Linked DNA regions of Homo sapiens: region 2 is linked to region 1. A link is a loop called in an ENCODE intact Hi-C map of the cell type or tissue named here. Cell type or tissue: natural killer cell. All regions are shown on one strand. Each heading gives the region's core, and the rest is flanking DNA. Links, peaks and the distances in the headings are about the cores only.

Evidence for each region. Hi-C counts contacts between places; a loop is a spot of excess contacts. Peaks named below come from ENCODE experiments on the same cell type or tissue, not always from the same donor. Only the 100,000 strongest peaks of a DNase experiment are listed, where the experiment ranks them.
Region 2: it touches region 1 in a loop (3-fold over the local background); 2 of 110 quality-filtered maps call a loop at or near these places.

Annotation. Positions count from the first base shown.
Region 1 is chr13:24,273,061-24,279,073 of GRCh38, reverse strand. All of the region lies in intron 4 of SPATA13 (spermatogenesis associated 13), which reads right to left. Among named protein-coding and RNA genes, the nearest start is that of SPATA13-AS1, 22 kb to the right of the region's middle. RefSeq lists enhancers at 3,804-3,863, 4,164-4,453. In natural killer cell, for the core only: no CTCF peak of the experiment used is centred there; a DNase peak (open chromatin) is centred at 4,293; H3K27ac peaks cover 2,500 bases.
Region 2 is chr13:23,976,006-23,983,868 of GRCh38, reverse strand. It overlaps a transcript of SPATA13 not described here. Among named protein-coding and RNA genes, the nearest start is that of C1QTNF9B, 82 kb to the right of the region's middle. In natural killer cell, for the core only: no CTCF peak of the experiment used is centred there; DNase peaks (open chromatin) are centred at 3,548 and 4,168; H3K4me3 peaks cover 1,075 bases; H3K27ac peaks cover 441 bases; H3K27me3 peaks cover 126 bases.

The DNA.
Region 1 (6,013 bases), core at 3,343-5,842:
AGGCAGTAATTCTTGTCTGCTTTATTCTTAACTGTGTTCCTGCCTGGCATACATGGGAGGCAGGGAAGGAAGGAAGGAAGGGAGGGAGGGAGGGAGGGAGGGAAGGAGGGAAGGAAGGAAGGAGGGAAGGAAGGAAGGAAGGAAAGAGGGAAGGAAGGAAGGAAGGAAGGAAGGAAGGAAGGAAGGAAGGAAGGAAGGAAAGAAAAACAGCATGTGGACTTCATGCAAGGCTTTGGGGTCAGATGAACTTGCCTTCAAATGATAGCGATGCACATTTTTTTTCTTTTCTATATTTTTCTTTTTTGAGTATGAGTCCTTGGTCAAGTTTCTTTCTTTGTTTTTTCACCTGTTGAATGTGGATGATAAAACCCATCTCTCAGGGTTGTTTATACATTCTGAACAAGTACTTGTTATTGGTGTGCTTTGAGCCTCAAGTGGAATGATGATACATGAAAGCACCCTGTAAATTGAAAAACAGTATAGAATTGCAAGATGTGGCTGGGCGTGGTAGCTCATGCTTGTAATCCCAGCACTTTGGAAGACTGAGGCAGGAGGATCCCTTGAGCCCAGGAGTTTGGGACCAAGCTGGGCAACATAATAAGACCCATCTCTATAAATTAAAAAAAAATTAAAAATAGAATTGCAAGATGTTATTTTATCAGGTGCCTATAATGTGCTAGGCACTGATTTAAGCTGTGGAGATGAACCGGCTCATATAATCCTCATGACAATGCTACATGGGAGGTACTGTCAGTTGTCCCCACTTGCAGATGAGGAAACTCAAGTCCCAATAACACACAGCTGTGTGCAGCAGGCTCAGGCCATCTAACTCTTACCCACTGGGCAGAACTGTCTCCTCCAGCAGTAGCTGTTACTTGTAATAAGACAAAATGATATTAAAAACAGTGTTAGTATCCAAATCTGTGTGTTTTGCTCCCATTCTGGAGAGCAGCCGTATGTCCTGCCCTCCGTTCCCTCACTAACCCTTCCTTCCAACTACCAATCCCTGCTCCCAGTGGGGCCTGTCAAGGACCTGATTCCATTTTCTGGTTGTATCCTTTTCCCTTCACCACCCTAACTACTTTCACGATTTTAAAGTCCCTTAAAGTTAATGACTCCTGTGTTCCTGTCCCATAATTCAAGTGTGTTTTATGGAGTGGGATTTCTCAGTGTCTGATGTCTAGACAGGAAGAATCTTTGTGCTATGCTTTGATGCTTCGTCCAGGCCTGGTGGTTTTCTATGATTCCCCACGCTTACTGTCTAGGTCGCTTACCATCTTAAAGGACAGGACAGACTTAAAGGAAAGGACAGACGTTTGATTTTTGTCTTCCCAGCCCCTAGCATAGTACCTGGCATACAGAAGGCACTCAGTATGTGATTTCCAATTGAACTGCAAATTGCTGATGTGGAAACTGAGGTTCCAAGAAGTTGAGTCATTTATCAGGGCTATACAGGGGCTGGGTCCGAACCAGGATAGGAACCCAGGTCTCTCTGACTCCCACCCCTGTGCTCATCTGAGATTCTAGCTAGAAAAATCCCTCAGCCAGTCTTCATGACTCTGTTTCCCTCCCCAAGCCATCCTATATATTACTTCCAAGGTGAACTTCTTCTTTTTTTTTTTTTTTTTTTGAGACGGAGTCTTGCTCTGTTGCCCAGGCTGGAGTGCAATGGCGCGATCTCGGGTCACTGCAAGCTCCGCCTCCTAGGTTCACGCCATTCTCCTGCCTCAGCCTCCCGAGTAGCTGGGACTACAGGCGCCCGCCACCACACCCAGCTAATTTTTTGTATTTTTAGTAGAGACGTGGTTTCACCATGTTAGCCAGGATGGTCTCGATCTCCTGACCTTGTGATCCGCCCGCCTCGGCCTCCCAAAGTGCTAGGATTACAGGCGTAAGCCACCGCGCCCGGCCCAAGGTGAACTTCTTAAAACAGTGGTTTTATGATGTCACAAGAAATGACATGCGAGTTGTCTATTGCTTCATAACAAAATTCTTTTACGGTATATCTTCTCTGTAATCTGACTCCACTCTACTTGAACACTTTTTAAAGTGTCACATACTCTCAGTAGACATTGTTCAATTGAATTACGAATTGCTGATGGGGAAATAGCAATTTGCAGTTCAGCTGAAAAATCTTAGATGTAGTAGTCCACAGCGTGTCAATGCCAGCTCTGCTGGGCAGAGTTCCTCACAATGGCCAGACCCACAGGCCGGTGCTGCTGCCTTCTTCACCTCTACATGTTCCATTCCTCACTAACTTCAATAGGCTTTGAACCTCAACTACAGATGAAAGTTAATAATGATGACTTCTTATCTAAGGGAATTTTGACGCTGTAAAGCTATTATAAATTCTCAAAATGTATGTCACCAAAATCAGGAGAAATGAATGTATTATAATAATTAAAAAGTAAATTTTATTGTTTCTTTCTTCCTTTCTTTTACCATCTTAACCCTTTTTAAGCACACAGTTCCAGTTCAGCAGTGTCAAGTATATTCACACTCTTGTACGACAGAACTTTTTCATCTTGCAGAACGGCCACACATATTAAACACCAACTTCCTCTTCTTCCTCTCCTGTTCCTTGGCAACCACCTTTCCACTTTCTGTTTCTATGATGTTGACTACTTTAGATACTTCATATGAATGGGATCATACAGTATATGTCCTTTTATGGCTGGTTCATTTCACTAAGCATAATGTCCTTGACATCCATTCATGTGTACCAAGTGTTAGAACTTCCTTCTTTTTAAACACTATATAATATTCCATTGTTTGGTTAGCACTTCCATTGATTTTTAAAAAAGGAAAAAACCAAAAATATTCCATTGTGAGTATACACACCACATTCTGTTTACCTGTTTGTGGGTGAACATTTGGGCTCCTTTTACTACTTGGCTATTGTGAGTAATGTGCTACTATCTTTTTGAGACCCTGCTTACAACTCTTTAGCATACTTGATCAAATGGTAGTTCTAGTTTTAATTTTTGGAGGACTCTCCATACTGTTTTCCACATGGCTGCATCATTTCACATTCCCACCAACAGTGCGCAACAGTTCCAATTTCTCCACATTCTCACCAACCGTAGTTTCTTTTGTTGAAAAAATTGGTGTGGAAAAAACATTTTTTGGGGGAGGGGTGAGGGACAAGGTCTTGCTCTGTCGCCCAGGCTGGAGTGCTGTGGCGCGATCTCAGCTCACTGCAGCCTTTGCCTCCAGGGTTCCAGAGATTCTCCTGCCTAAGACTACCGAGTAGCTGAGATTACAGGTGCGTGCCATCACATCCAGCTAATTTTTGTATTTTTAGTAGAGATGGGGTTTCGCCATGTTGGCCAGGCTGGTCTCAAACTCCTGACCTCAGGTGATCCACCTGCCTTGGCTTCCCAAAGTGCTGGGATTACAGGCGTGAGCCACTGCACCTTGCCCAAAAAGCCATTTTTGGAAACGATCTTGTAAACAAGAAGCAAAGACTGCTCCAAATTGAAATCAGTTTTAAAACCCCAAATGCCTACATACAATCAATATGAGAGCAGACAGAGCAGGCTCTTTCTACAACACTTCCCGCAGCTTCAGTCAGGTAGAAGGAGCACACCCTTGGTCATCAAAACTGCGTGCTGACCATCAGCGCCTCTCTGACTGGGGACAATTCCAAGAGAACACATCTGTTCCACAGAGTACTATCAATTCCAAAAATGTAATAAAGTGAATTTATAATGCTCTTGTTCAATAACCATGGTTAACCATCACTCCTAGAAACACTGCCCTCTGGGGGCCCCTGATTCCTGGGGCTGCATTGGTCCTTCCCCAGTCCATCCCTTACACAAATGTCTCATTTTCCTCCCCCTCTCTGCTTTCCTCCTGGCTGCAGCTGTCAGTGAGTAGAATGCCCCAGTCCCCATTTTCAGCCCTGGCCACTTTTAGCTTTAGGAACTACTACAGAGAACAATGTGGTAGCCATAGAGGAGGTGTCATTTTTTTAAATTGGAAGGATTGTTACAAATACAGTTAGAGAAGACATCAGGAAAAAAAAAGCCCCTGACTGATAAGTGGGGGAGGGTAGTCCTGGTGAGGGTGTGATAACAGGGTGGAGGTTGAGGTGTTCTGTTAAATGAAAGGGAGGTGAGATCTAACACAGCCCTTAAACATCAGGCACTTGACAACAAGGAGACATAGATTTAGCTATTTTCATGAGGCACTCTCCAACACTGCCTAGCTAATGAGCAGCTGGTTCCCGACCAGCATCTCCCACCCAGCATCACTCCTTGGTGGGGAATTTCCCCTCCCTTGACTTCAGGGAAATTCCCCCACCCTTAAAATAATCTGCTAAAATCATGTATTTGAGAAAACCTCTTGCTGATGGCTCAGACTTCCTCAGAGTTGAGATAAGCCATTCTGACTTCCCATCTTAAAAACAGAAATGGCAAGCCCAGGCGGGCAGCTCGTGTTCACAGCTGGGAGCAGCTGTCACGGGCTGCTGCTCTGTGGGCTGAAACTATGGGTGAACCCCAAGAGCTCAGGCCACGGAGATGCACACAGAGGGAAAGAGCTGGGTCACAGGAACTGACAACGTCAAAACATGATGCACAATTTCCAGGGTCCATCCCCCTTCAGTGGTTCCCAAACACCCAGGGCCTGTGGCATCTAATCACATGGAAAATGTTTAGAAAAATAAAGATCCTCCCCTGCCCTGGGCCACTGAGTCAGGTTGGGTGGTGGTAGTGGGGAAGGATGTTGGCTGAGAATTTATTTTGAAAAGCTCCTCAAATGATTCTGACACCTGGAAAAATTTGGGAACCACTGGACCTTCAGGTTAAGCTTACTTAAACCACACCACATGCTCAGGTTGTTCTAGGACATATGCCTTTTGTTGCCTGTCCATGCAGCAAGCCACAAGTTGCAGGCAATGGATTCTGATTGCATTGGCTGGAAACCTCTGCGTTAGCCAATGTGTACCACTGAATGTTCCTTATTCCAACGAATAGGACAAAATCCTTCCATCCGTCCACGCTGACCTCTCCGCCTGGAGCAACTTTCCCACCCAAAACAGCCCATCAAATTCTGGCTCATCCCTCAAAAGTTTAACCATTGGCCGGGCGCAGTGGCTCATGCCTGTAATCTCAGCACTTTAGGAGGCTGAGGCAGGAGGATTGCTTGAGGCCAGGAGTTCAAGACCAGCCTGGGCAACATAGCAAGATCCCATCTCTATTTAAAAATAAACTTAAGGAAACAAAAACCAACCAAACAACAAACAAAAGTTGTAACCATCATTGCTTGGTGACGGTTCCATGACTTATTTTTCAGTTCCCTGATCCTCTGCCATAACAATATCTGCCTTTGATGTTCTATAAACATGTTAGACTAACCTCTTTTAAAATATGTATCGCATTTACATTATAGTTATTATTAAGTTTATATCTGTCCCTTTATATCCTGTCCCTACTCTTATCCTAGCTATGACTTTCTCAAGGACAAGGAACATGCTTAATAGTCAGTGTTGGGTGACTGAATTAAAGTATGAAATATGTTTCATGTTCCAGAATGTAAACTGTTAGTGTTGGAAAAGTCACTAGTATATCTAATCTAGACTTTCAAGCCATTCTTCACAAATAGTATTTTTCAATCTTTTAAACATGTGGACAACAATAAGATCAAAAGGAATCCTAGAAACTGACATATTAACTCTCACTAATAATCTGTTATTAATGTCTAAGGAGCTTTGAAGAATCATTCTCTTAATGTATAGCTTCACATCAGTATTCAACTTAGGGCCCTGCACCCTGGGCAGCCAACACCCCATTGGCTCCAGACCCCACAACCAAGCCAGCAGCTCCACTCCCTCCTGCTCTCAAAACTCAGCCTCTGTCCCGTCTCCAGTTCAGAGCTGGGGCGTCGTTGGCTCTGGGCTTCTTTGTATCTTGCGGTGAGCTCTTAGGTTTTACCTTTGACTTGTCCCACAGTGCCTGTCTTCTGTTCCTAGCCAGGAGCTGCTCGTCCTGGGGCTGCTGGCTCTGAGCAC
Region 2 (7,863 bases), core at 2,349-4,848, 290 kb after region 1:
CATCAGGCCTGTGGTGCTGCACAGGCAGCGAATATGACTCCCATCACTCTGCAGCTCAAAAAATGCAGATAGACAGGTCACCCCTAGCTGGAACTAGGCTTCATCTTCCCTTGTCAGAGCTTGACAAGGTTTGAAGCTGGCCCTGCAGAGATGAGAGTGAAAATAAATTATGAAGCAAGCTAGATATAGAATTCAGTTCTGGATGTTTTTTAAAAAAAAAAAACAACCAACAGAATATACTAGTGTAAAAATAAATGGCCACTATTTGCTCAACCATTTATTTGTGCTAAGAGAAAATACTAATGAGAATAACAAAGCAATTGAAACAGGTCAACAGGTTTTGTCTTCAAAGTCACAGATCAGTGTCCACTTTTTAAAAATTCTCTGCTCTGGGCTCAAAATTCACAGGATGAAGTCCTGACTCCAGTACCTCAGAATGGGACTGTGTTTGGAGATAGGGCCTTCATAGCGGTAATTGAGGTATAATGAGGTCATATGGGTGGGCTCTAATCCAGTATGACTGGTGTCCTTATAAGCAGAGATTAGGACACAGACAATATAGAAGGATGACCACGTGAAGACGCAGTAAGAAGGCAGTTGTTTGTGAGCCAAGGAGCGCGGCGTCAGAAAAAACCATCCCTGCAGACTCCTTGATCTCGGACTACCAGCCCCCAGCACTGGGACAATCAAGGTCTGTCACTTAAGCCCCCAGGCTGTGGTGTTTTGTGATGGCAGCCCGAACAAAGACACTCTCTCCCAACCCCTCACTCCCATTTTTGAACAGTGGCTGGTTTTCGATCAACTTCACTTGACTCTTCCTTCTCAATCTCACTTCATTTTGCTCCAGGGAGCCCCTCTCCAGCTCCTCCTTTCACTGGCCCTGCCCCTTTGTCTTTTGAAAGAGTTTCTCTCACCTTCTTCCCAGACGGCAGAGCAGCCTTGAGGAGGTGAGGGAGAGAAGGGATCTTGCACCTAGCACTCCAGGGCTGGTGGGAGACCCAGCCTCCCGAAGCTCACACGTGTACCTGGTTTGCAATGGCAGAATAAAAATCATGTGACACGGTCAGAAGATGCACCTCTTCCTTTCTGGGTGACCCTGTCTGACTCGTTCAACTTCTCTGAGCTTCTGTTTTCTCACATATTTAAAAAATGGTGATGTGAATTCCTGAGTGGTTGTTGTAAGGCTCAATGAAGATAATGCATTGAAAAATATTTCATATGCTAATCACTACAACTCAGTTTTTCTACCTATGAAATAGGTACTCCCTAGCATTTCACAGTAGAGTTTAATGAAAAAAAAATCAGCAAATAAGCAAAACTTCTGTGACTCAGGATAGTATCTATAAAAGTATTAGTTCTACTCTAGTTTTCATCAGTCCGGTAAAGTTTATTTTTGCTTTTTCTGCCAGTTAATATTTATGAAGAGTGTTGTATTTAGTATTATGAAGAGAATTCTAAAGACACAGAAGACCTGGTCCTTGCCTTCAGGGATTCTGCAATCTATTTGAAAAAATAAAATTTTAACAGTAAAATAGCTTATAAAATTAGTTCAAAGAGGTTTCCCAGGCTGCAGTGGAAAATGCATAGCAAAGTCTTCATGCAGGACCAGCCAGGTCCATACCTGAACTTTCTAGGTAGAAATTTTTCCTATGACCTCTCTAATGTGGCTGCAAGTGGAAAGTAAGAAATCTGACAAAAAATTTAAAAAGTTAATAAAAACTTAAATGATAACTAGTGTATTTTGCTTTAAACAAATCTAATGCTATAGCGATTTATTAAACACAGTACTTTAAAACACACACATCTTTACATGTTTTAAAATCATGAATAACCAAATTTAAATTTTCTCATTTACTTCCCAGGAACCCCTGGAAAAAGTATTATTGACAATGACAACATTCCAGTTGGAAGAACACATCTTCAGAATGCAATTGGTATCTGATTTTAGAAATACGTGACTTCAGATCTCAACCAAAAAGAAAATTGCATCACAGTTATTGTTTTTAAGAAATTCACTTACCATTATGAATGATCAAAAAATATAGTCATTCAGGTAGTGAGGATTTAATGATCAAAGGGCGAATGTTCCAAAATATATGTCATAGCAGTGGCTTTTGGATCTTGAGCCTGACTGGCCGTGAGACATGAGGCTTATCACCGCACTTCTCTGAGTGCTGGACTCCTTCTATTTTAAATGGGTCCAAAAATGCCTGCCTTGAAAGAGCAAAACCCACAACGCAAATGAAGTTCCAAGCTCAGCTGTGGTCTGTGTACCTGAGGCCCTGGCCAGTAGCAGGGGCTGTCCTGGTGGCATCTCACAATGAGAATGTACCACAGTGGTTTACAACTGCTTCCTAGCATTTCCGGCTCCCGAAACTGTGAATTTTTCTAATTCAGTTTTGTATGTTCTTCTCACCACTTATCTCTCTGCTCTCAAGTCTAGCACTGTACACAGCACATAGTAGAGCCTCAGTAAATGTTTGATGAATGAGTATCTGAGTAAACAAATAACATAATTTGTAAAATAGAAGTACTATTGTAGCTACAAAAAAACTGCTCTAAAAAAGATCATTCGAACCCCTTGACATTTTTTTTTTCCTATGGTATATGGCTAAAACAAGTAATCTTTGACATAGTAAGACAAAATCACCTAGCACATCTCCATGTATGAAAATACCCATAGAAATAAAATGAGGCTGATGCTCTCTAGTCCTTTGTGAAAGTCGCCATCTTTCCAACAGTAGAACTGTCTGCATTTTTAGTGCTGGGCCTAATATTTAGTACTGCTACCGGCTTTATATATTTTTCTTTTGCAAATGTTTTTGGTTAGTATGTTTGAAAAGCTGAGGAACAATTCGTTTCGTGGATCCAAATCTGGTTCTGTACTTTACTTTTTAAATGATAATTAAGGAACTCCCATCAGTAGATGCTACCTTAAAAACGAGGAAATACAACGTATTTTTTAAAAAACTTTGTTGGCCAGGCGCAGTGGCTCAAGCTTCTAATCCCAGCACTTAGGGAGGCCGAGGCGGGCGGATCACCTGAGGTCAGGAGTTTGAGACCAGCCTGGCCATTATGGTGAAACCCTTTCTCTATTAAAAATACAAAAATTAGCCTTGTGTAGCGACGGCCGCCTGTAATCCCAGCTACTCGGGAGGGTGAGGCAGGAGAATCGCTTGAACCCGGGAGGCAGAGGTTTCAGTGAGCTAAGATCCGCCACTGCCCTCCAACCTGGGCGACAAAGTAAGACTGTCTCAAAACGAACAAAACAAAACAAAACTTCGTTAAGTAGGAGTACTATTCTTGTTCATGTCTTCCATAACACCACAATCCAAATATTTTCAAAAGCAGAGCATTAAGGTATTAAGTAGGTGATAGTTTATTCCCTAACCAAGTGACAGAGGCTGCCAGCGGACTGTGGATTGACACCGACAGACACACACACCAACGAAGCATCAGAGTGGGGGCTCACGCAGTGACGCTGAGCACCGGGAGATTTCGGCCTCCCCCGCGGCTCCTCCGTCGCCCGGCAACACAGCCACGCTGCGGCTCGGCCCCTCCCCCGCTGCCATGGCAACGCGACCGCCAGGCTGGCTTTGTGCAACTACTGCCCCGGCGCCCCTATGCGCTCACCCCTTGAGCCTGCTGGGGCCGCGGCAACTTTTCTTTTCTTCTTTTTTTTTTGAGACGGAGTCTCGCTCTGTCGCCGAGGATGGAGTGGCGCGATCTCGGCTCACTGCAAGCTCGGCCATGACAACTTCTCTAACCTCACCGCACCTATAGCTCTATCCCTTCTCCTACCCGGAGCCGCTGATCATCAACTTTCACCCCCCACTTCAGGAAAAAAATGTTCCACGGGCACAGGATTTCGGCCAAATGCTGCTTGGCTCTACCTTCTCCAAAAGTGCGGGCGAGGTGACAATATGTAGAGAAATCCCACTTGCCTGTCTCAGCATCCCTCCTACGTCCTCAGAGGGTCCTTGGAGGGATCCCAGCATCCCGCTCCGAGCTGGAAGGGGGAGGAAGGTCACGGAGAAGCCGACTGGAAACTGTCCCGGGTGCGCGCCGCCCCCATGCCCTGCGCCCTCTTCATTTCCTCGGCCAGGGCGGGACCTCCCAGCCGCTGGGCCCAGGACCGCAGCGAATCAGTCTCTGGCTCCCCGCCCAGCAGAACTCAGACAGGCTCTGGACGGCTGTCCGAATGCCGCGTTTCCCTGGCGATGAGCAGTTCCGCATCACCCTCTGCGGCTAGCTCGGCTTCCAGGGCCGGGGCTGTGCTATTGTTTGCTGTTCTTCGTGGGTAGGACGGTGGGGGGCCCGGGCTGAGCCCGGAGCAGGAGGACCTGGGGTGAATTTCTTGCAGGCCTTTTCTCTCCCTTCTCCCAACCCCTTACTGTTGCATATTCATAAGAAGGCGGGGTCGTTTCCCATCTCCTTTAAAATTTCCCAGGCTTGAGGATCAGCGGAAAAGAATTGGGGTATAATTCTTTTCCCCTGACACAGACAAGCAAATACAGGATTCCTGTTCACAATTTCTTCCTCCACCCTCAGGCAGCAAGGACACACACACACACACACACACACTCACACACACACTTCTTAATTTCAAAGAGATCCTGACTGAAGTGGGAATCAAGTTTCCAACACGTGAACTTTAGCAGATACATTCAAACCATAGCAGGTGGTAAAATTATCATGACTGGAAGATGATATAATTATATCCCAAGATAATCAATTGTTAAACTATTAGATACAAAGGAAATTAGAAAGTAACAATATATAAAAGATCACTATGTGGGCTCAGTAGCAGAATGTAGGTGACAGAATTCATTGGTGAACTTGAAGATAGACCAATAGAAAGTATTCAATTGAAAAACAGAGGGCTGGCATGGTGCCTCATGCCTATAATCCCAGCATTTTGGGAGGCCAAGGTGAGGCCAGGAGTTCAAGAGCAGCTGGGAGACATAGCAAGACCGCCATCTCTACCAAAAAAAAAAATTTTTTTAATTAGTTGGGTGTGGTGCTGCATGCTTGTACTCCAGCTGCTCCAGTGGTTGAGGAGGGAAGATCGCTTGAGCCCAGGAGGTTGAGGTTGCAGCGAGCTGTGACTGTACCACTGCACTCCACAAAATGAGACCCTGTCTCAAAAACAAACAAAAAAAGACAAATAGAGAATGTTAGGAGACCTGTGAACAGCACTCCAGCCTGGGCAACAGAGAAACTCCATCCCTGAAAAAAAAGTAAATATAAATAGATGAAACAGTCGAACCAAAAGACAGAGATTAGCAGGTGGAATATATTAATAAAAACAAGAACGTATGTGCTGTCTACAAAAGATGCTATTTAAATGCAAAAGTACAAATGAGTCGAAAGTAAAAGAATGAAAAAACGCATACCATGGAAACATAAGAAAGCATCAGAAAGCTGAAGTAGCTGCATTACCACAAAGAGATTTTAAGAAAAAAGTGGTGCTAGAGATAAACAAGATCATCTCATAATGATATAAACCCAAAGTAAGTAGAAGGAAAGAAATAATAAAGGTAACAGTGGAAATCAATGAAACAGAAAACGGACACACTCAAAAGTCAATGGAATCAAAAGCTTGCTCTCTGAAAATTGATAAACTTTTAGCCAACCTGGTCAATTAAAAATCAATGGCCACAGGCCAGGTGCCCAGTAGCTCACGCTTGTAATCCCAGCACTTTGGGAGGCCGAGACAGGTGGATCACTTGAAGTTAGGAGTTTGAGACCAGCCTGACCAACATGGTAAACCCCATCTCTACTAAAAATACAAAAATTAGCCGGGTGTGGTGATGCGTGCCTGTAATCCCAGCTACTCCAGAGTCGGAGGCAGGAGGATTGCTTGAACCCAGGAGGTGAAGGGATGCAGTCAGCAGATACTGCACCACTGCACTCCAGCCTGGGTGACAGAGCTAGAACCTGTCTCAAAAAAATAAATAAATAAATAAAAAAGAAAAGAAAAAGAAAAAATTATCAATATCAGAAATGGGAGAGAATTATTGGTACAGTTCTTACAGTTATCAAAAGAAAAATAAGAAAAAAAATTGTGAGCAACACTATGCCAAAAAGTTCAATAATTTAGATAAAAAAGATTCTCTGAAAGACAGAAATTACAAAAACAGACTCACAAAAACCCAGAAGACCCAGATTGCCCTACAACAAATTACTATTACGATTCCTATGAAACAGTGTCTCACTTTTTTGCCCAGGCTGGACTTCAGTGGCCTGACCATGGCTCACAGCAGCCTGGACCTCTTGGGCTCAAGTGATCCTCCCACCTCAGCCTCCTCAGTAACTAGGACTACAGGCACACACCACCAAGCCTAGTTAATTAAAAAAAAAATTTTTTTTGTAGATACAAGGTCTCCTTACAGTGCTCAGACTGGTCTTGAATTCCAGGGCTTAAGCAATCCTCCCACCTTAACCTCCCAAAGTGCTGAGCTTACAGGTATGAGCCACTGTGCCCAGACTATTAGTAAAAATTATTTTTTAAATAAAAACTTTTCGACAGAGAAAACTCCAGACTCTGATGACTTCATGGTGAATTTTATGAAATATTTAAGTTTTTTGAAACATTTAAGTTTTAACATGTTAAGTGAAAAAATTATGTTTTAACACATAACCATCTCTCCCAAACTATGTCAGGTAAAAGAAGAGGGAATACTGCTCTACTCATTTTATAAGGCCTGCAATACCTTGGTTTAATACTTGACAGAGACATACTAAGAAAACTATAGACTAATATCCTTCATGAAAATAAATGCAAAAATTTTAAACAAAATATTAAGAAATTGAATCTAGCAATTTTTTTTAAAAAAGTACCATGATCAACTGGTGTTTCTCCAACAAATGCAATGTTGCTTTGATATGAAAAGCAAATAATATAATTCACCATTTTAATAGAATATAGGAGAAAAATCATGTGATCATTTCAACAGATGCAGGAAAAAACTATTTGACAAAGTTCAACACCAATTCATGATAAAACTCTTGGCAAACTCAGAATAGGATGAAATTTCCTCAACCTAAAAAAGGGCATCTGTAAAAAACTTAGAGCTAACATCATATTTAATTGTGAAAAACTAAGTGCTTTCTACCTTAGAACAGAAACAAGACAGAAATATCCACTCTTACAAAGATAGTTCAAAAAGACAAGAAAAAAAAAACACAGTTTGTAAAGGAAGAAGTAAAACTGTCTTATTTACATAGTCAACATAATTATGTATATAAACAATCCTAAAGGAATATACAAAATCTCCTAGACCAAGTGATTACAGCAAGATCACAGGATAAGAGATCAATATGCAATAATCACATTTTATTTCTGTATATCAGTAGCAAGCAATTGAAAATGACATTTAAAAAAGAAATACGGTATGTTCTCACTCATAAGTGGGAGATAAGCTATGAGGATACAAAGCCATAAGAATGATACGGTGGACTTTGGGGGCTTGTGGGGAAAGGGTGGGAGGGGGATAAAGGTTAAAAGACTACAAATTGGGTACGGTGTATACTGCTCAGATTGATGGATGCACCAGAATCTCAGATACCACCACTGAAGAACTTATTCATGTAACCAAACACAACCTGTTCCCCAAAAACTTATGGAAATAAAATAGAAAAAAAACAAATACGTTCAAAATAACAAACATATTCAGGAATAAATTTAACCAAAGATGTGGAAGATCTATACACTGATAAAGAAATTTTAAAAGACCTAAGTACATGGAGACATAGGTCATATTTATGAACTGGAAGACTCAATAATGTTAAGATATTAATTTTTCCTGAATCTATGATAGAGTTGATGCAATTTTAATAAATATCATAGCAAGCACATTG